Linked DNA regions of Mus musculus: all the other regions are linked to region 1. The links are chromatin loops, found by intact Hi-C in ENCODE. Cell type or tissue: left cerebral cortex. All regions are shown on one strand. Region 1 overlaps Slc7a14 (solute carrier family 7 (cationic amino acid transporter, y+ system), member 14). Region 2 overlaps Slc7a14 (solute carrier family 7 (cationic amino acid transporter, y+ system), member 14). Region 3 has its middle 3.4 kb from the start of Cldn11. Region 4 overlaps Slc7a14 (solute carrier family 7 (cationic amino acid transporter, y+ system), member 14).

Region 1 (5,000 bases):
GTGCTTGCCTAGACTTTACTTATTCACTGAGCCTTCTCTTTGGCCTCGAAAATATTCATTTCTTCTTTTAAAGTAATTTTATTTTATGCATATGAATGTTTTCCCTACCTGTATGTCTGTGTACCATGTGTATTCCTGCAGAGGTCAAAAAAGGCAGTTGCATTCCTTGGAACTAGAGTTAAGGATGGTTTTGAGCCACCGATTTGTGCTGTGAATAAGGCTTAGGTCCTCGTCAAGAGCAAGTGCCCTTAACCACAGAGCCATCTCTGTAGCCCCAAATACTCATTTCTTGAGAAAGGGTTGGCTAGCTGAGTGTATGGCCAGTAAGCACATAAATATCCCTGAATTCAGCAAATTCTCTTTGAGTGCCCCTGTGCCAGGCTATAAGATTTCAAGCACCCTTGCCATCATGTTTTTGTGCCAGGATGAGACCACTTTCAATTACACTATTGACTAATTGGATGATTGGAAGCTCTATAGGCCAGTGCCAGAACTAAATTATTAATTCTCTGTTCCTTCAATATAAAGTCAGAGGATTCCATTAATTAACAAACACGGAAGACTCTTTTCAGCTCGGGGTAACAGCGTTTCTGCTTTTTTGAAAATCTAGGCCCATCCACAGAACAAACAATTTGTACTATGCAAATAATTGACTTTCAACTGAAGATGCTGATTACTTAAACTAAGATGATTTACTAGGCCAGGGTCATCCGCCTTTCAGAATATAACCTCTCCTTTATTAATGCAGTTTCATGTAAGGAAGGCCTGAGAATGACACGCTTGCCTGCCACCCAAGAGTGTCTGATCCTCCCTGGCAGTGCGTCTTGCAAGTCACCACCCATCTCCCTGTCATGCTGAAATGGCTGAGAAAGAAAATGCCTTGCCAGAGAGTCTGATTCCTTTTAGGCCATCTCATTTTGATTTCTTAGGGGCTCTGCTGATAGAGCAGCATAAGGACTTCCCCAAGTCTTCAACAGCTGCAACAAATACAACCAAGAGTTAGACTCGGGAGGAGTAGGGTGTTGGGTAAATCTCTGAGAAGCGTTGAGGAGACGAGTGTGGGGAGGGAGGTAAATATGATCAAGTACGTGCTGTGGCATTCATATGCGAAATTCTCAAAGAATTAGTGTCCTATGTTTTTAAAGAAAGAACTCATCTGCTGGTAGAATTTCATTTGCAGGGTTATCTTGTCCAGTATCTGAGCCCTGTGTTGGCCCAGTGTTAAAAGAGGAGAATGGCTAAGAAACAAATGTGCAACAAGCCATGGCTGCATATGAAAGCACTCCTACTTGAGGCATGAATAGCATCAAACAAGGTACTAGGCTTAGGAGTCCACACTACAAATGCTCCTATTTAAGGCCAGAATACTTAATGCAGAGCAGCCTCAAGAATTCAGCTGAAGTAATAGACTTGTACCCTTCTTTTGGCTTAATCAATGCATGAGATAGGGTTATTTTTGTTCACACTCACTTATGAGATGGGTTGGCACGCATTTCATTAGTAATAAGACATTATTTTTAAAAATTAATCCCTCTCATTGTCTGCACTGAGGAAAACCCATAATACACTTTTAAAATTTCTGAATCTCTAATATCACAGCAGTTCTCTTTCGAGACACTAAGAACCTTTAGTTAATGACTTTTTTTTTTTTTCGGAGAGGGAAATATGCAGGCTCAAATAAACTAAACTATAAACGGTGCACAGTTTCTATTAATAGACCCGAACCAATGAGAAATTTTAACAATCAAAAATTTAAATTCAACATGAAAATGAAAATACAGGCAAAATGTATTCTTATCAAAGATTTAAAATACGTGCAGAAGCCATTCCACCTGGACTACCTTGTTTGGGCATAGGCTATATTATATCTGGAAGTAATGATCAACAATTGTGTTCAATCACACTCTTTAAAAGTACTCTCATCTAGCTGTCCTTCAGTCTTCCCACACTGTCTGGGGCAGCTGTGGAAATCCCATGTATGTTTTACAGATGAGAAGGGAGTCTAGGTGTATAATGGCACCAACTGGCACACGCACTCCTGGTTCAAGCCATCTATTTCTCCCCTGCTTATCACAGTGTATTTACTAAGATAAGAGAGACACTCATTACTATGTGTATTTGAACTCTGGACAAGAGTAAGGTTACCTCTAGATTGGAAGCTAGGAAACCAAACCAAACCGAACTGAACTGAACCGAACCGAACCGAACCAAACCAAACCAAACCAAACCAAACCGAACCACCACCCCATTTATAGAGTTTATAGGAAGCAGATTCTTGAGGTTATCAGCTCCTCAAAGCTGATACAGAGCTCCTTGCTGTCTGGACTACCCTGTCCATCTGTGGGGCTAGAGATAGAGTAGGCACAAGTATTCTTTTCTCCTTTCTGGGAAGAAGCTTCAAAAGAGTCTTGAATCCTTAATTTGTCTCAATGCCTAGTTCTTTGTTGCCGTGAGAATTTTTTTTTTTTTTTTTTTTTTTTAGCACTTTCTAAAGTGGCATTGTCTAACAAAGCTTCTGACAAGATAATCACTTGTCACCTATGGTTATTGAGCACTTGAAATATGAGATACTGACTGACTTCTAAACATTTTAGTTACAGTTTGACTTTAAATAGGTCTATGTAGCTCTTGATTACTGTACTGGACAGAGAGGTTCTATATGGTTTAAGATTATGGCTCATAGGGCCCAGAACACCCCATCAGTAGCATCTTTAGGCTTGTGGGGTTATTTAATATGAACTTAATATGAATTATGCCTTAACTGGGCATAAAGGAGGGAGGGGCTGAAGCAAATTGTTGGCAATAACAACAAGAAGACATCTGGGGATCTCTGAGGAAGGACTAACAAATGGAAGATGGAAGATCCATTTGCATTTCAGTGCCATTTGGATTGAATTTGAATTTCTAAACTAAGATTTGGAGCAAGACAGCACCATCAATTCAGTGTAAAAATGTCTACTCACCAGGGCTACAGGAATCCAAAGAATGAAGATGAGATTTTACTACAGGCTGTTAAAAGAAGCACGGAGAAGTGAATGAGCTGTCAGAGTCTGCTAGGATGGCTGGCCATCTCAGGACAGTCTCTGATGAAGCTCTGTACTTGAGAGAATTGGGGAGACCCCAAGAAACGATAGATGAAAGGACTTGGCATCATGACTAACCTGTGGAGAGCATTTTATAAACGCTGGCACTATTTAGTGATTTGTATATCTTCCTAGATTATTTTAGAGCCTTCTTCCAAGTCCATCTGAAGCATGGAGAACTGCTTAGCATCATCAGTTTGGGGAAAATTGTGCCATTGGACTGAGTCAGAGAAAGTATAGGTAACAAGGGCATGGTGGAGACAGCCACAGCATCATCCCTGTTTGCTTTATGGGAAACATCACTGAAGATTGGTTATGTGTTTCAGGGACACTGAGGTAGACGGCACTGGAGTGGAACCAGAAGAGGAAAAAGATGGGAGAAATAGCTAAGGGGAATGACTATCTGCATGTTAGACATTTGTGCCTTATCGTGATTATCTGTGAAAGGTGACCAAGAAGGCATTGCGGGTAAATAGTTCAGGCCCTGTGGGTGAGTGAGAAGGGTGCTGGCTCTGGAAAGTATTTGCAGGATTAAGATACTAACTTCAATTAAGTGACTGGGAAGAATGGGAGCCCTGAGTTCCCACAGTCTGCTTTCTGTAAAACAACGTTGCCAAACACATGTTTACCACCATTACAACAGAACGAATCTAAAATGAAGGCATATCTGGGTTTCCAGGCTTGCTCACTGTTTCACTCTTCCCGTTCTTGTCCTTCCAGGAAAGCCTGCTGGTTTAGCTTCCAACCTGTTTCTGTAAAACTGGCGCTCAAGTTGTGTGAACAGTTGTGGCAAGCACAAGACAGTTGGCAGGGTGGGGGCGAGTGACAGTGGGTGGGTGAGCAGATTAAAGAAGAAATGACTAGAGAGATAACGGAGTGTGTGAAGGAGAATGCAGCCCTCCTTTTGTCAATTACTATATCCCTGCTTCTCATCACAGCTGTTGAAAGTTACATTCATGAGCAAGATCATATAAGTGACTTGGACATGGGAGCTGAGCAGTATACAGTGTGAACGCAACCTCTAACTGTAGATTTTCAAGATCCCTAACTGTAGATTTTCCATCTGTGTTATATACGGTTAAGCACTGGTGTGAAGTTTAAACTAGATGGCATTGTCTAGCAGAGTATAGATGCTCAGTAAATAGTCTCTCCCCGCCCCCATTCCCATTGCCTCACCCCATTCTTCATCCCACCCATGGAACACTAAAGAAATAAACCTACAGTGTATTAAAATTTGTGTTTGGAGGATGAGAAAATACGCGGTGGTGACAGAAGCATACAGAGGAGAGTCATAACCCAAAGCAAGCCTGAATCCATCTCCCTTTTAATTAATCCACTTATTTTTCTGTAGACTTACAGTTCTCTGGTTCCTAAAAGCTACAGAAATGTTTATCAGGACAGCATCCCTAACTGCTTTTTCAACACTATGAACCGGAAGACTTGGAACAGGAAGAACGAGGGCATCATCCAGAGTTATCAAGCCACATCCTGGAATGACAGGGCCCCCTTGTTTTTCTACCCAGACATGCTGGGAACCTCCAACGAAAGTCTGGGAAAGCAGAGAACTGGGAAAGCAAAGGATACTCGCTTGTTTTCTTGGTAAACACGAGACAATGCCCTTTAGGTGTTAGATCTCAACTGCAGGGAAAGCTGACCAGCCAGCACGGATCCCACCAGTCCCCAGGTATTTACCGCGCAGCAGACAACTTTCAGCACCCCGGACAGCGGCACACCATCCCAACTCTAGCCAGCTCTTCAACCTGTCCCCAGCTCTCAGAGGCAGATTATCCCTGCAACCCTTAGTTACTCTGGCCAGTTACTGCCTCTGCCACGCAGGCGAACATCCTTTGAGTCTCTCAACTCAAGCTCTCAATGAACCGAGTTTCGCACACGTAGCGGAATCACTATCAAGAAGAG
Region 2 (5,000 bases), 53 kb before region 1:
AGACAGACATTCAATTAGGGCTCACTATGCTCCCTCGTGTCCCCTCCCCCCACCACTACAGGTGCACCTGAGGACAGGTCGGAAGAGCTGAAACTCTTCAGGCTGAGAGGAGGCATACACTACACACCGTTATGTAGGTATGTCCAACCTTTGACATTGTATCACAATGCTGTCATGTACGAAGTTTATGCTTAAGAACTGTATCATTGAGTTACAAAAGAATTGCAAAACCAGCTCATGTTTATTGTCTTGTGCTGGAACACATTCATTATTACACTCAGCCACACATGGCTTGTGTGCTACAGGTCAGACATGGATGCCCGGGTCTATTGCTAAGCCATATGCTAACATGCTAAAAAGAATATACTCGGTACCCGTCTGTCTCTCTGTCTGTCTGTCTCTCTTGGCACATGAGTGTGCCATGGTGCTGTACGGATATCAGAGGACAACTCGTTGGAGTTGGTTCTCTCATTCTGCCATGTGGGTCCCAAGAATGAATCTCAGGTCATCAAGCTTAGTGGTGGCAGGTGTCTACCTACTGAGCCATCTTGATGGCCTGAGATTGGTTTTTAATTATCTTTTTTTTTAATGATCAGAGAACTGGCATGAAATAATCAATCCATTTCCAGTGAGAAGGTTTCTGGCTTCCATGGTCCAAAGGTGGCCTCCTGAAAAGACAGAACTTTGGGTCTTACAGTTTCCAGTCTCAGTTCTGGTTCTTACTAAAGAGCCTTGCCACTTGTAGGAGGAAGTTCTTTCTGACTGCGGCTCTGATCGGAGCCAGCCTCCCACAGTGGGTAGGTGAGAATGGAAGGATGCCGTGTCCACATGTGAGCATCCTGTGTATCCACATGGCTCTCACATGGGCTATGTGTGGTCCTCCATGCTGGATTTCTATCTGGATCCTCACTTTCTGCTATCAGAACTATGTTGCCAAATCCATAATTCTCATGCTATTTCAGAACACTCATCCATTACCTGCCTTCTCATGGGCAGATGGAGTGTGTCCTCCTCTTGCTCATGGTCCTTGACCCATCCAAACCCTCTCTATTCTAAGCTTCATTTTGGCTTTCACTGTCAGAGCTCAGAGCGCTGAGCTCCATAGTCTCTCATGTCTCACCTGGCACATCTGGTTTTTTTACCTTCATCGTGTCTCCACTGTGGGACTGAAATATGTATCTGCTTGTGTCATTGAACTTCTCCAGGCCAACAGAGTGACATCTAACCTCAACTTGGCATGTGTTAGGGATTGATCGCCTGAGCTGTCTCCCCAGTCCCACGAGTTCAGTTTTAATTATACTAAAAAGAAACTATACATAAACCCGGGGAAAACCGTGCCACAATGGATGCTTTTCCCCTCCTCGGGCTCATGTGTGTCTCTTGGGACTTTGAATGGCCAGAAGTTGTGGGCACAATCATTTGGCTTTGATTCATCTGCAGCCAAGTAAATTAGAGCAGCTACACAAGCCATCCTGCCTCCACCCACTCTCCACAGAGCTGTAGGTAAAAAACCAGGATGAAAAAAATGATGCTCTTTATCAAAACATACTATTAAAGGGGCTTTGCAGGCCTGGCAGGACACAGGGCCTGTGGAGTTATCAAAGAGCAGATAGGGCCATTGGACAAAAGTGAGAGGTTAGGCACAAGCTGTTTCCTCCGATAAATAGTCCACCACCTGGAACAGGCCAGAGGGCAGTGACCACGTCAGAGTGGAGCTGGGTAAAGGATCTGGGGAAGTCAGTGGACCTGTGGGTCATGTTCAGTTGGAGAGAAAGTAGCTTCAGAGTCCCGTTTTTGTTTCATGTTTCATGAAGGATTATGTAGAATGGGGAACAGAGCTACATGACCAAAAAAATTTCCCTAGAAGAGAGTCTGCCTGCTATATGAGAGACTCCTGTTAGCAAGCTTCCTCTCCATGTGGGTCCTAGCTGTGGCAGATAGCGCCTCCTTCTACATGGAAGTTTCCAAGTCTAGCTGTGTGTTAGATGCTCTTAGGGGATCCCAGGGCTCCCCACCCAGCCCCAGCTGAGTTGGAATTGCAGGACATATACTTTGGACATCAGTACTTTAAAATATAAATAGACAGAAATTAAAGAAGGAGCCACAAACTAGGAGAAAACATTTACAAAGCTACACATGTAAAGTCAGGTGTGAGGACTGCTTGCACTTTGAATCACAACACTTTGGGATGCAAAGGCAGGTAGCTCTATGAGTTCAAGGCCAGCCTAGTCTGCATCATGAGTTCCAGAACTGTCAAGGCTATATAGTAAGACTCTGTCTAAACAAAACCACACATGTAATGAAACATTTCTATCTAGAATATATAGAAAAAAATTGAGACAAGGTTTCATGTAGCCTGTGTTGTGTCCTTGAACCACCCAACCCCAAACTGTAAAATAACCATTTCCTTTTCTTTATACATTAGCTAGATTCTGGCATTTAGTTAAAAAATGAAAATAGAATAATAGAAATACTATATATTACAGCAGGTGCCTACAATAGAGCTTGACACAAAACAATTTATTTAGTGCTGTGTGCTGGGCATTGTATCGGTACTTGGTAGATATCTCTTTTAGATCTCACAGCAACAAAGAAGATATTTTTACTTCCACAATGGGGAAACTAAGACTCAGAGAAGTTACAGTGTTTGCCTTAAGTCTCCCAGCTAGTTAGCAGTTTAACCAGGTTCCACGTCCAAACTCAGTCTTACTGGTTACATACCACTTCAGATTTCACACATAGTGCCTCTTTGACGTCACCTCCTGCCTTTAACTGCACTTTGTTACTATTTTTAATCCAGTATTTCCCCGATTTCATTGAAATCTGCAGTGTCCACTGATCTTACCACTTTTCCGTTTTCACTTATCGTTACTAATTTTTGTTAGCATGCAAAACAGTGGGCGTGGCTGTGACATTTCTCCTAGACAGGTCATCTCGGTTCTCCTGCGCAAGCGCCCTTCATCTCATTGTTCTTTTCTCTCTGCTTGGGACAAGGTGAATTCGGTTGTGCCAACATCCTCTGTACTCCATACTTATCACCCAGCAGTACCTATTGCTGGAGATAAACATACAAGGTAGAGACTGGGCTTCCTGGTGCTGAGTAGGCTTTTAATTATAGCCAAGAGAGGAGGAGAGACAAATGTTAACAAGGGTGGGAATGGAAAGGAACTGGTCTATTGTGGTGTGGAGAAGGGAAAGGTTGGTTAAACTCTAAGTGACATGGGGATGGGGGGGGGGGGATGACCATCAGGGAGGGGACATTTGTGACCAAAGAGAAAGAGCAGATCCATGCCAACTTGGCTGGAGAGACCACTGTAAATATGATAATATCGGCACAAGCTATTTTGGTTTGGGCTCTGGCTGAGGCTCTGAAGGATCGTGGCTGGACCCAGCAGGGGGATGAGTCAGTCACTGAGCGAGGAGAGGTGCTATGGCTGGGACCATCTGGAGAGAGGGGGAGAGGCAGGCGTTTGTCTTCTGGAGCCTGGTGCAGTGGTGAGGACAAGCTGCTGGGTGGCAGTTATAGTGGAGCCGAGCCAGGAGTAGGCTGGGAATGCTTAACAACCAACTCCAAGGCAAACAACAACAGTGGAAACACAAGTCCCGCCTCAGGTCTACAATTTGGTGTCACTGTAAAGTTGGAAAGAGGTGTGGCCTCCCAGTGCGGCAAACACTGGTGCAAACTGCCTCCAACATAATACTGGCTGGGCGAACTCTGAGCTCTTTGAGTCAGCAATGGAGAAGTAGATGTTCTATAGTGTTGTGAGCACCGAGGCCGGGCTCAGTGCTCCCAGGATGCAATGGCTTCCAGTGAAGGATTATTTTGCATACAGCAATCACCTCAGCCTGGGGACTGTAGCCAACTAGAATGGGGTCTGGGAAAACTGTACAGTACTCATTAACTGGGAGGCACCTTAGGTGTCTGTCTGATGCCCCCATATCACCTGGGAAGAGTCTTAATGAGAGATTGTCTACATTGGGTTGGTTTGTGCGCGTGTCCATGGGAGATTGACTTTATTAAATTATTTGATGTGAAAAGACCCAGCCCACAGTGGCTGTACAGCATCTCCTTGAGAGAGGGTCCTGAATTATTGAAGACTAGAGAAGACCAACCCAGCTGAACACTACCAAGCAGGCAAGTGGTCATCAGTGCCTCAGCCTTTCCCTGTTCCTGCCTGTCTGTGGTCAGCTGTTTCACGCTTCTGTCACTGTGACTTAACCCACAGTGCTGGACTGTGAACTGAGATAAACTCACTTCTATCTTGAGTCACTTCTGGTTAAGGTATTCTACTACAGCATCATAAACTAGGATACCCCCCTAGCAAGATGCTGTCTCTTTGACCATCTCTAGTCAGGTCTATAATGATAACCCTTTTAGAACTATAAGTCTGTGATGAGTAATTTCTGTTAATAAAACTTGGGAAGAATTGCAATCACCTTTCTAGTTTCAATTAGTCAGATAATTTGTTCATGTGAAAAATTTATTTCAATTTAAAGGGACAGAAGTCCTTTAGTCTGCATAAACCAGTTTATTAGAGTTTTCATGCAGAAGAAAGGGTGATTCCAGGTCAGGGGAATATGAAGAGCTGATGGCAAGGATGGGTCCCAGTAGATCTTTTCTTACTAAATGAAAACAGTCAGATAAGAGCCAGTATACTTGTGAGTTTGTAGTTTACCTTGTTCCTTCATGGATGAAGAATAAATATTAATATTTAATAGGGAAGAATGGTACTTAGGGCTTTTCTTGTGATGCTGAGCACAAGTCACTAAACGCCTGTCCTATATTAGAACAATCCCTCTCTCTTCCCTCCCTTCCCCTCCTCTCTCTCTTTTCTTTTTTCTTCCCTCCCTCCCTCCCTCCCTCTCTCCCTCCCTCCCCCCTCCCTCCTTCCCTTCTTGTTTTCTGTTGACCTAACTCTGGCACTCTGGGAAGATACTGTGGCCCACAGCTCTAGAGAAAAAGAAGGAAAGGAAGGAAGGAAGGCAATGCCACAAATCAT
Region 3 (5,000 bases), 160 kb before region 1:
ATACCACTGCTGGGCATATACCCAGAAGATGTTCCAACATGTAATAAGAACCCATGCTCCACTATGTTCATAGCAGCTTTATTTATAATAGTCAGGAGCTGGAAAGAACCCAGATGTCCTTCAACAGGGGAATGGATACAGAAAATGTGATACATTTACACAATGGAGTACTATTCAACTATTAAAAACAATGAATTTATGAAATTCTTAGGCAAACAGATGGAACTTGAAAATATCCTGAGTGAGGTAACCCAGTCACAACAGAACACACGTGGTATGCATTCACTGATAAGTGGATATTAGACCAAAAGTTCAAAATACCCAAGATACAATTCACAGACCACATGAAGCTCAAGAAGAAGGAAAACCAAAGTGTGGACACTTCAGTGCTTCTTAGAAGGGGAAACAAAATACTCACAGGAAATATGCAGACAAAGTGTGGAGCAGAGACAGAAGGAAAGGCCATCCAGAGACTGCCCCACCTGGGGATCCATCACATATACAGACACCAAACCCGGACACTATTGCGGATGTAGGTCAGTGCTCGCTGAAGGGAGCCTTATGTAGCTGTCTCCTGAGAGGCTCTGCCAGAGCCTGACAAATACAGAGGTTGACTCAGCCAACCATTAGACTGAGCATAGGGTTCCCGATGGAGGAGTTGGAGAAGGAACTAAAGAGCTGCGGGAGTTTGCAGCCCCATGGGGGGAGCAACAGTGTCAACCGGCCAGACCCCCCAGAGTTCTTAGGGACTGGACCACCAACCAAAGAGTTGAGGGACCCATGACTCCTGCTGCATATGTGGCAGAGGATGGCCTTGTTGGATATAAGTGGGAGAAGCAGCCCTTGGGTTTGAGCAGGTTCGATGCCCCAATATAGTGGAATACCAGGGCTGGAAGGCAGGAATAGGTGGGTGGGTGGGGGGTGGGGGGTGGAGAGGCAGGGGGAGGGGATGGGGATTCCGGAAGGGAGACCTGGAAAGGGGATAACATTTGAAATGTAAATAAAGAAAATACCCAACAAAAGAAAAAAATATAAAGAAAAATAGATCCTATTAAAGGTACTCAGTGGCCTGTGGAATTGCCTTAGTTAATAGATACTTTCTTTTTTCTTTTCTTTCTTTTTTTTTGTTTTTGTTTTTTGGAGATAGGGTTTCTCTGTATAGCCCTGGCTGTCCTGAAACTCACTTTGTAGACCAGGCTGGCCTCGAACTCAGAAATCCGCCTGCCTCTGCCTCCCAAGTGCTGGGATTAAAGGCATGCGCCACCACGCCCGGCTAATAGATACTTTCACGCAAGAGGGCCTGTGTTTGATCCTCCAGACCTGTTTAAAAAAAAAAAAAAAAAAAAAGGCTGACCTGGGACTGAGGAAATGGCTCGATGGTTAAGAGAAGTATAGCGGGCTGGTGAGATGGCTCAGTGGTTAAGAGCGCTGGCTGCTCTTCCAAAGGTCCCAAGTTCAAATCCCAGCAACCACATGGTGGCTCACAGCCATCCGTAACGAAATCTGATGCTCTCTTCTGGCATGTCTGAAGACAGCTACAGTGTACTTACATATAATAAATAAATCTTAAAAAAAAGAGAAGTACAGCACCAAAGAGAAGTACAGCACCCATATCAGGCAGCTCACAGTCACCCATAACTCCAGCTCCACGAGGTCAGATGCAGAGACAGACAGTCCCTGGAGCTAACGGGCCAACAAGGCTAGCTTACTGGTTGAACTTGCAGGCCTGTGAGAAAAGAAAACAGAAAACCAGAAGGTGAATGGTGGCCAAGGAGCAACACTCGATGCTGTCCTCTGGCGTCTACATGTGCCACACCCCCACAGTCATGTGATCCCACTCACGTCATGTATATACCTACCCCATGCAGAAGGAACTTGATTTGTGGTCTTAGAGAAGTGGGTTCCTAGACACCTTGTGCTTTCATATATTTGGTTTCCTAAAAAGATGTATATTTTTAACGAATGAAAAAAAAAGTGTTACAGAAAAATGCAAATTTTAGTTAAGTCTGTCACCAGTTTGGCTCGTGGGAAGTTGAGGTCAATCCAGCCTCAGGCTGTCTCAGTGCGTTTCTATCTATACAATGACAGTCACTAGAGGGCGCTAAGAGCACACTGATTCGCCCATCGTTCTCCATGTGCTCCGTTAGATGCCAGCAAAATCTCTGGCATTGAGTCAGTCACAAGCCGCCCGAACTGAATGGCCTCTAGTTTGGCTGGCTAATTTCAAGTGTAAATGGTAGGATAACATTTAACACAGATGTTTCTTTCTTCACATATCTGTGAATACACTAACTGCCCCCCTAAGCCTTTCTTTTCAAATATCTTCACTTGATCTTAGCCAAAAGGCCGAGAAGCGATCTTTTCAAATATCTTACAGTAAGAATAAAAACAAATTCATATGGAATATGATATTGGGTTTAAGGCCAGAAGATAGAAACTCAGTTCTCCTCTAGAACTTTCTAGTTCTGCGTCATACTGTGGGGACGTGGAGAGGTGACATGGCAGAGTTTCTGAGAGAAAAGGAAAGGACCTGGGACTGACTGGGAACCACTGGCGACACTGTCTGGGTGTGGTTGGACTCATTGTCACACTGGAGCGGGGCCTGAGATTGTGTGGGGCTTTCTCATTTACTGCATTATGTGGGAAGTCAGATCATGATCACTGGGGACACTTGTGATGCTGTCACAGCAAGGAATGTGGGAGAATCCCGATGTCAAAAAAAAAAGTCAGAAAAAAGAAAACAAAACCACAAGAGAGCTGGTGGGCTTTACCCAGAACCCAGAGCCCCTGGCCATGGGACTGTGTCCTCAGCCTCTGTGGCCCATGCTCTGTACTTCCGTGGCTGCCTGGGCTCCTTTGAACTGGATAACCTTTTTGCTCCTGGCTAACTTATTCAGCTAGATTGTATCTCTGCTGGCCTCCCTCAGGTGTCATTTTGTGTGTCTGTCATAGAAGATGATAACAATAACTTAATTATTCAGTGTCTTGTCTCTTACATGCACCTTCCATTTGTATGTGATTTATGTTACCTTTGTCTTCACAATACCCCTGGTGGGAAATTCACTCTTCTTGTTTCCAAGTGGAGATCATGAGAGTCACATGGGCAAGGGAACAGATCTAGAAGGAATGTGTTCCCTGGGTGTCTCCTTCCAAGACAAAAAATTTGACAGCTTAGTTAAGTCATTTTATTACTTCGTGCCAAAGTTCTGAAATCTGACTTTACAAATGTGTGTGTGTGTGTGTGTGTGTGTGTGTGTGTGTGTGTGTATGCATGTGCATGCATTCATGAGACCCATGGGTGGGCAAGCCATTACTTAACTCTGATTGAGTGAGCTGTCATGTGGAGAACATTAACTCTAAGAATGTAAGAGTTCTAAGAATATAAGTTTCATAGCTAGTTTTGCAGTGAATTGATGGAGCTCAGGGTTTTATAGTTTATATTGTCCTTAGCACAAAGCTAGTTTTGGATATTAAAGGGAATATCCGTCAACATCCAGATGAGTAGACTTTATGATGAAATACTCCGTAGACTTGATGGTTCCTTCGAAGAGGAGCTATATTTCCATAAAATAGTTTGCATAAGCCCTCACCCTGCGAGAGCAAAAGGAGACTGCAAGAACAAGAATTCTGAGCTTCACATCGTAATCTAGTGTCCAGGTTTCTTGAGGATTTGTTGCAGACATTGCTTTCAGCTCGGTATGTATAGTGACTCAGATACCCATAAAAAGAACTATACGGTAGGCTCCGTGTTCATCCCACTTTACAAATGACAGGGAACCGAGAAACATTACATAAAACCGACGTGAAGGCTCACAGGGAAAGGCACTGCCATCAGCCTGAAGTCCTGCCTGTGGTCCCTGGGACCCACTCGGTGGAAGAACACTGACTTCTGCAGCTGTCCTCTGACCTCTATGCGTGTGCCATGCACACATATGCACACAAAGTAGGTAAATAATGTAGTAAAAGACACACGGAATTCTCAGGGGTCGGATACAAACATACTTATTCTTTTAAAAAGCAATGTGAAATGTTTTGATCCCGTAGGCAGTAGTAGTGGAGCCAGGCCTTGGACTATGCAGGCTGGTCTGGGTAGCTCAAATAGCGACTAACTTGTCAATCAACAGCACCAGGCCTGCGTCAAACACATTGCAGGAGTTATCCCCCATAGGCCACAGTAACAGTAATAAAGTGTTTGCCATTCTCACTCCAAGACCAACCCACCAGTCACATAGGCTGAGCCAGCCCAGTGCAAGGCCAACCCACCAGTCACATAGACTGAGAGACAGCCCACTCCAAGACCAACCCACCAGCCACATAGATATCCCACTAGTCTCCTTGATCAAGGGCAGTCTTGGCTTGAAGAGTTGGTGGCATGTATGACCCCATCCATCATGGGGATAACTGCAGCAAGCTCAACAGGATGATGAGCAAAATGTCCATTTGCTGAAATCTGCCACCATTTTAAATAGAATAAGAGGAGAGGGGGAAGAGGCCCAGGTGACTAGATCAAGCCATACAGTAAGATAAGCAATCCTTTTCTTGACTTAAAATTGCACAAGTCCGAAGCTGTAGCTCAATGGTAGAGCATTGTCTGGCTTGCTCAAGTCCGTGGGTTCATCCCCAGTGCCTCCCTCCGCCCAAGGGCACAGAATGAGCCTTATCTGAATGCGTGTAGAGAAGGGGGCTGCCTGGTAGCCTTTGCTGATAGCTTCTGCTTCCCACTCAATCTGGGCTATCGGTTTTCTCGGTGGAGAACAGAAGCTAACTTATTTACAGTGATCTGGGCAGAATGCCTGGCTTTTAATGTATCACAAATGGAACACCAAGCCCTTTAGGAACATTCAGAAAGTGATAACCAGGATGGATTCTCAGGAAAGGTCAGGGACAGGAATGAGCGGGGCCCACGGAGTCTCCTTCCTAGCTGTGTGAACTTCAGGAGCTTGTCCTTTGGGGGGCTGTTTCTTCTGTGTAGAATTGACAGTTGTCCCCACTGCAAAGTG
Region 4 (5,000 bases), 88 kb before region 1:
ACCTTCGGAAGAGCAGTCGGGTGCTCTTACCCACTGAGCCATCTCACCAGCCCTCTTATGCACTTTAAATTACTGATTTCCTATTGCATGTGTTATATTTATCATCAACTACCTAATGGCAGGTGCGATAGATGCTCAGAAAGAAGAAGGTGCTCATGTTTAACAGGGTCCTGGAGACTCTGCTGCCAAGCTGGAGATGTCTCGGATAATGGGTGTTGGTGGGGAGTCTGGTGTGGCTAGGACAGACAGAGGTCAGTAGTAAGCACTGGAGCCTATTGGCAGTTCAACAATAGGTGCAAGGTGAACATGGCCCCTAGCAAGGTAATGGCCATGCATCCTTTGACAGGACCAGTGGAGAAAAATATTAAAAGGGAAGCTTTGGCTTCTTTTCCAGATGAAATTCCATGGTGGAGAACGTACCTGGGGGAGGTTCAGGCTAGACAAGATGAGGACTCATGCCTCCTGCAAATGAAGGGACTTTCTTTCCACAATAGATACTTTGTGATCTCGAAGCTCTTCACAAATATGTATTGTATCGGATACCAGCCTAGAGAAGTTAACTACACATCAAATGCGCCATCAGAACAGCCCTGGAGCTCACTGCTCTTGCTAGAAGATGAGGGCTGATCCTGTCCCACCTAGGAGTCTCCTGGGAAAAGACTGTTGAATTTGCCTTCAAGATGCCAGGGTGCCCGAGCACCAGCTGACTAAACACTTCTCAGTTTAGGTGGCTCCACCCTGGGCAAGCTAAGCAAATGACTCCAAAGCTTCAAGGGAAAGGAGGCCTGGGTTGGGTATAGGGGAGGTACCCTATGTCCTGCGGAGGCAAAACATGCAAGAAAACTCACCCCTGAAAAGAGTCGGGGTGGGGTGGGGGAAAAAACAGTAAGAGCAGACTGCCAACTCTGCAGGCACAAACTCGCCTCCAACTTTGGGCCTCTGATCTCTAGTGTCCCAAGGGAGCTCCTGGTCCTCTGCCTGTAGCTCTGTGCCTGGACTGAAAGGAGGTGGGTCACCTGACCCCAGGCTGGGTGGAGCAACCTCTTCCTGGGGTGCGCTTTCCAGCAGGAAGCCCTGCCCGCAGCAGATAGCTGAGACACTCTGTTATGCCCAAAGGGCCTTTTATTTTCGCTGCTCTGGGATCAGCTTTCCAAAACAGACATTTGCCAGGGCGGGAGCGGAGACCTGCGGGCAGTGAGGTGTGCGCCCCACCCACTAAATCCCCACTAACTCCTACCCTTCCTGATTATTATTATTATTATTTTTTACATACCACCACGAACCCTGTCGATTGTACTAACAGTGAGGTTTGTTTAATGTGGTGTGACCAGGGAGAGCAGGCTGGATGGGAGGGGCTCTATCCGGCCCTGGACTTGATCTAATGTTAAGTCAGTGTCTCATCTGTAAGGTGCAGTTGGGACCCTGTCTTCATCTGAGCCGTATGATGGCTGATGATTGAAGGAACATCCAATGTTATCTCACAGAGCACAGAGACTCAAGAAAAATGTGTCCGTTGCCCACTGAAGACCTGTAAAAGAATATTCCACGCAGCCTGATTTATCGGGCTCAAATGGCAACAACTTATAAAGGGACCAGAATGGAGCCTGCATTGCGGTGCATCGCCACGATCTCACCAATAGTGTTGGAGAGCACAAGCCAAAGGCTTGGAGTTCGATGCGTACCACACACACTGGCTCCAGGGCCTCCACCTCTTCCACAGTTCCCTTTCCTTACATTCTTTTGCCTGAGTCTGGTGGCAGAGCCCCTTGAATCCCTTGTTCCTTCTTGTCTATGCTTGCCTGTGTCCAGAGCACTGCCCTTGCTCTGTAGGCAGAGGGCCATATAGACCAGCTTCACCTCCATAGTCTCTCCTAAGCATCCGCCATCCCTGTTGCCTTCCTGTGAGGCCTACGTGACTTGCTCTTCACTCTCTTGAGCATGACTGACACTGAAAAGCTGATTGTTTCCTCCTCTTCCACCAGGAAGCATGTCAGTCTGATTGATTGATGATTGATTGATGGACATACATCAAGAATTGGGCTATCCCAGCACTCTTCCTTCCAACTTTCTTCCTCACAATGGTGGCTTCCTATTTCCAATAGTATTTTAAATGGCAGCTCACACAAAGACCAGCAAGGGGGGGTGTTTACATTTTGGGGACTGAGGCCGAGGTTCATTTTGGGTGAATGCATGCCTACCAAGCACAAAACCCCAGGATTGATCACTAGTACTGCATGACCCAACCACGGTGGTACACCATGCTTGTAATCCTAGAACTAAAGAGGTCGGGAGAGGAGGGTCCGGAGTTCAAGGTTATTCTGGTGCCACATAAAGAATTTGAGGCCCGTCTTGGATATTAAAGACACTGCCTCAACGAATGAATGAACAAACAGTAGGAAGAAAAGAATTTTTATATCCTGGCATAAAACACATTGTCCAAATTTCTAGTCCTGTCTTCTAAGTGTAAAGACAGAACTTCATCTTCCTCAGAGGGACTGGATAAATTAGAAATGAAAACATGGCTGCTCTCATGGTAAAGGTACCAGTGAGTTAGGCTACCTGAGAATGAATTCTTTATACTTGCCCTGGGGAAGGAGTTAGGCCTGAAAGAGACCTTGGAGCATCCCACTTTGCCATGTTCCCATCCTAATACATCACAGCTCCTGAGATGGTGTGTGACCCCTGGAGATGCTCTACCAGCCCACATCCACTCAGAGGAGAGTCACTGAACACAGCTTTGGGCTCACTTTGTTGGGATTAATGAACACTTATTGTTTGTATCGTTTCCCTTGTCTAATGGCAAGGATGTGCCGGGAAGTCTTGATGGGGCTCCGTGAGTTATGCTCTTTTGAAGGTCAAAGCTCAGAAAACACTGTTACAGAAATCCTGTGATTAAGATTCACTTAGAGAAGGCAGGATAACAGAGCGTGTCTCAGAACATCACCCCATTATGACTCAGCTTTTAACCACGGAAATTTTGTCAAGAAGCAGTTGATTTCATAAGAAGCTTCATTTAAAAATAATCTCTACCGTTCTTCCTAGGAAAGTTACAGTGTGCATAAAACTGAAGGAACAGCCGGTGTCTGGGAACCTCATGAATTCAGAGGAGGGATATTTATTGTAATTGTGTAAGATCATTAAGTATTTTTATAACCCAATTTGGGGCTATGGGATGGCTATACGTACATAGGAAAAATTTTGTTATTGCAAAACAGATTTTGTAATTAAATTACCTTCCCTGCTTGATAATGTCTTCTCTACATAGCAACAGCTCTCAAATTCGAGTGTGACTTTGACTCACCTAGAAGGCTTGTTAAGTCTTAAATTGCATCCTAGCTAGCCCACCATGATATTAGCACCGCTGGCTTGAGATGACATTTTGGGAAGTATTGATTTAGAAGACTATAGATTTTTGAAAATCTGGCTGCACATTAAAAATTTCTTGGCCAAGCTCTAAAATAAATAATACTCCATGCTTGACCGCGCTCAGGGAGTTTTCCTCTGCCTGATAACAAACAGGGCCCCTGGAGTTGGGGATGGTTCACATTGTGTTCTGCTGTGTGATAGCCAGCCTGCCCAAGTCAGTGGACAATGAGTCACTTCAGAGCTTTTTAAAGAAAAACAGGAGATAAGTATTTCTTATTACTTTCTCCATCATTTTCTCACGGATGAATAAACCAAAGCTCCATGAAGTTATGAGAAATTTCTAAATTTATAAGTCAAGGCTGGAACAGGACTTCAGTTTGAACCTGGTACTGTTCACTGCCATAGGGGCTCCTTTGATACCACGGGAACCAGAGATGTGATACAGAACCTGTTAGAAATTTGTGAGTCTCTGTGCAAAAAGAAAGCATGGGATTCTTGCTCAGAAATTACTCAGAACTTGAAACAGAAATAGCAGCAGACTGTTAACTGAGGCCCAGGACCCTGAACATAAGTGATACGCCCAAAAATTCAGGGCCAATGTCAGGTTTTAGTCCCACCAAACATTCAGAGCAAATAAGAAAGTTTGTGCAGAGGTACATGATGGGGTGATAGGAACCTCAGAACTAAAGTGAGGTATCCTGGACTCAAGAACCCCCTCTTCCACTCACTTTGGTTATCTGACGTTTTGGAGTGTTAGTTTACTCCTCTGTAAACTTGATTGGGACAGAGGTGGTGACAGGCCATAGTGGGCCATAGTTTAACATAGTGGCCATGGTGGGGCGGGGTGTCTAATATAAGAAGCTCACAGTGTGTTTGTGGTGCCAGGGGTCAAATCCAGATTTTTGTTCTTACCAGGCAAGCACTCTACCACCAATCCCTGTCCTGGCCCTGATAAGGGGCCCTGAAGCCCCTCCTCCACCAGAGTGCTAACCTTAGCTCTGTAGAGTTGGGCTGTGTGCCCTTAAACAGAAGCTACTGTTTCTTTATCCGCACAATGGAGATTGCCATGAGATTTTAAACAGTGAGGCCAGTCCCTCACAATAACTTGTAAACAGCGCTGTATTTTTAATTATTCCTATGAGACAAAGGGTTTGTGTATACCAATCAACGATCTTTTCTTTACTGTTTCACTTTTTAAATTAAAGAAAAAAAAATCATCTATAGCAGTGTTTCTCAATCTTCCTAACACTGAGACCCTTTAATAGAGCTCCTCATGTTGTGGAGACCCCCAACCATAAAGTTATTTCATTGTGACTTCATAACTGAAATTTTGCCATGGTATGGATTGTGATGTAAATATCTGATCTGCAGGATATTTGACATATGACACCCCCCCCCCCCCAAGAGTCGTGACTCACAGACTGAGAGCCAGTGACCTCTAGTGTCTTCCCAAGCAGGAGCACTTGTGAAATCACACGGTTCCCGTGTAGGAAGGGTTTTTGTTCTTTTTTTTTTTTTTTTAATGTGAAAGAGTAGAATTATTAAATGTTCTAGAAAGCTCTAAGCTCTAACACTAGCTGCAGTATGGCTCGTGGGATGGGCAGCTGGTTGTGGGCAACCCTGTTCTTGATGCT

The links. A loop is a pair of places that touch in the nucleus more often than their neighbours do. Peaks named below come from ENCODE experiments on the same cell type or tissue, not always from the same donor. Only the 100,000 strongest peaks of a DNase experiment are listed, where the experiment ranks them.
Region 2: it touches region 1 in a loop (7-fold over the local background); 3 of 42 quality-filtered maps call a loop at or near these places.
Region 3: it touches region 1 in a loop (2.6-fold over the local background); 4 of 42 quality-filtered maps call a loop at or near these places.
Region 4: a loop joins it to region 1, with 5 times the contacts of the local background. A loop is called at or near these places in 3 of 42 quality-filtered maps.

Annotation. Positions count from the first base shown.
Region 1 is chr3:31,304,257-31,309,256 of GRCm38, forward strand. All of the region lies in intron 1 of Slc7a14 (solute carrier family 7 (cationic amino acid transporter, y+ system), member 14), which reads right to left. It overlaps Gm15496 (a long non-coding RNA gene), which reads left to right. Exons shown (of 3, transcript XR_880740.3): 1 at 1-5,000. Among named protein-coding and RNA genes, the nearest start is that of Slc7a14, 3.6 kb to the right of the region's middle. In left cerebral cortex, no CTCF peak of the experiment used is centred here; DNase peaks (open chromatin) are centred at 3,095, 3,879 and 4,788; H3K4me3 peaks cover 1,029 bases; H3K27ac peaks cover 915 bases.
Region 2 is chr3:31,251,142-31,256,141 of GRCm38, forward strand. The region is part of intron 2 of Slc7a14 (solute carrier family 7 (cationic amino acid transporter, y+ system), member 14); the gene reads right to left. Among named protein-coding and RNA genes, the nearest start is that of Gm33834, 21 kb to the left of the region's middle. In left cerebral cortex, no CTCF peak of the experiment used is centred here; DNase peaks (open chromatin) are centred at 3,048 and 3,473; H3K27ac peaks cover 558 bases.
Region 3 is chr3:31,144,032-31,149,031 of GRCm38, forward strand. No RefSeq gene overlaps it. Among named protein-coding and RNA genes, the nearest start is that of Cldn11, 3.4 kb to the right of the region's middle. In left cerebral cortex, a CTCF peak has its summit at 2,084 (motif pointing right); DNase peaks (open chromatin) are centred at 1,830, 2,125 and 3,714.
Region 4 is chr3:31,216,716-31,221,715 of GRCm38, forward strand. All of the region lies in intron 7 of Slc7a14 (solute carrier family 7 (cationic amino acid transporter, y+ system), member 14), which reads right to left. Among named protein-coding and RNA genes, the nearest start is that of Gm33834, 14 kb to the right of the region's middle. In left cerebral cortex, no CTCF peak of the experiment used is centred here; DNase peaks (open chromatin) are centred at 899, 2,968, 3,506 and 3,846; H3K27ac peaks cover 2,464 bases.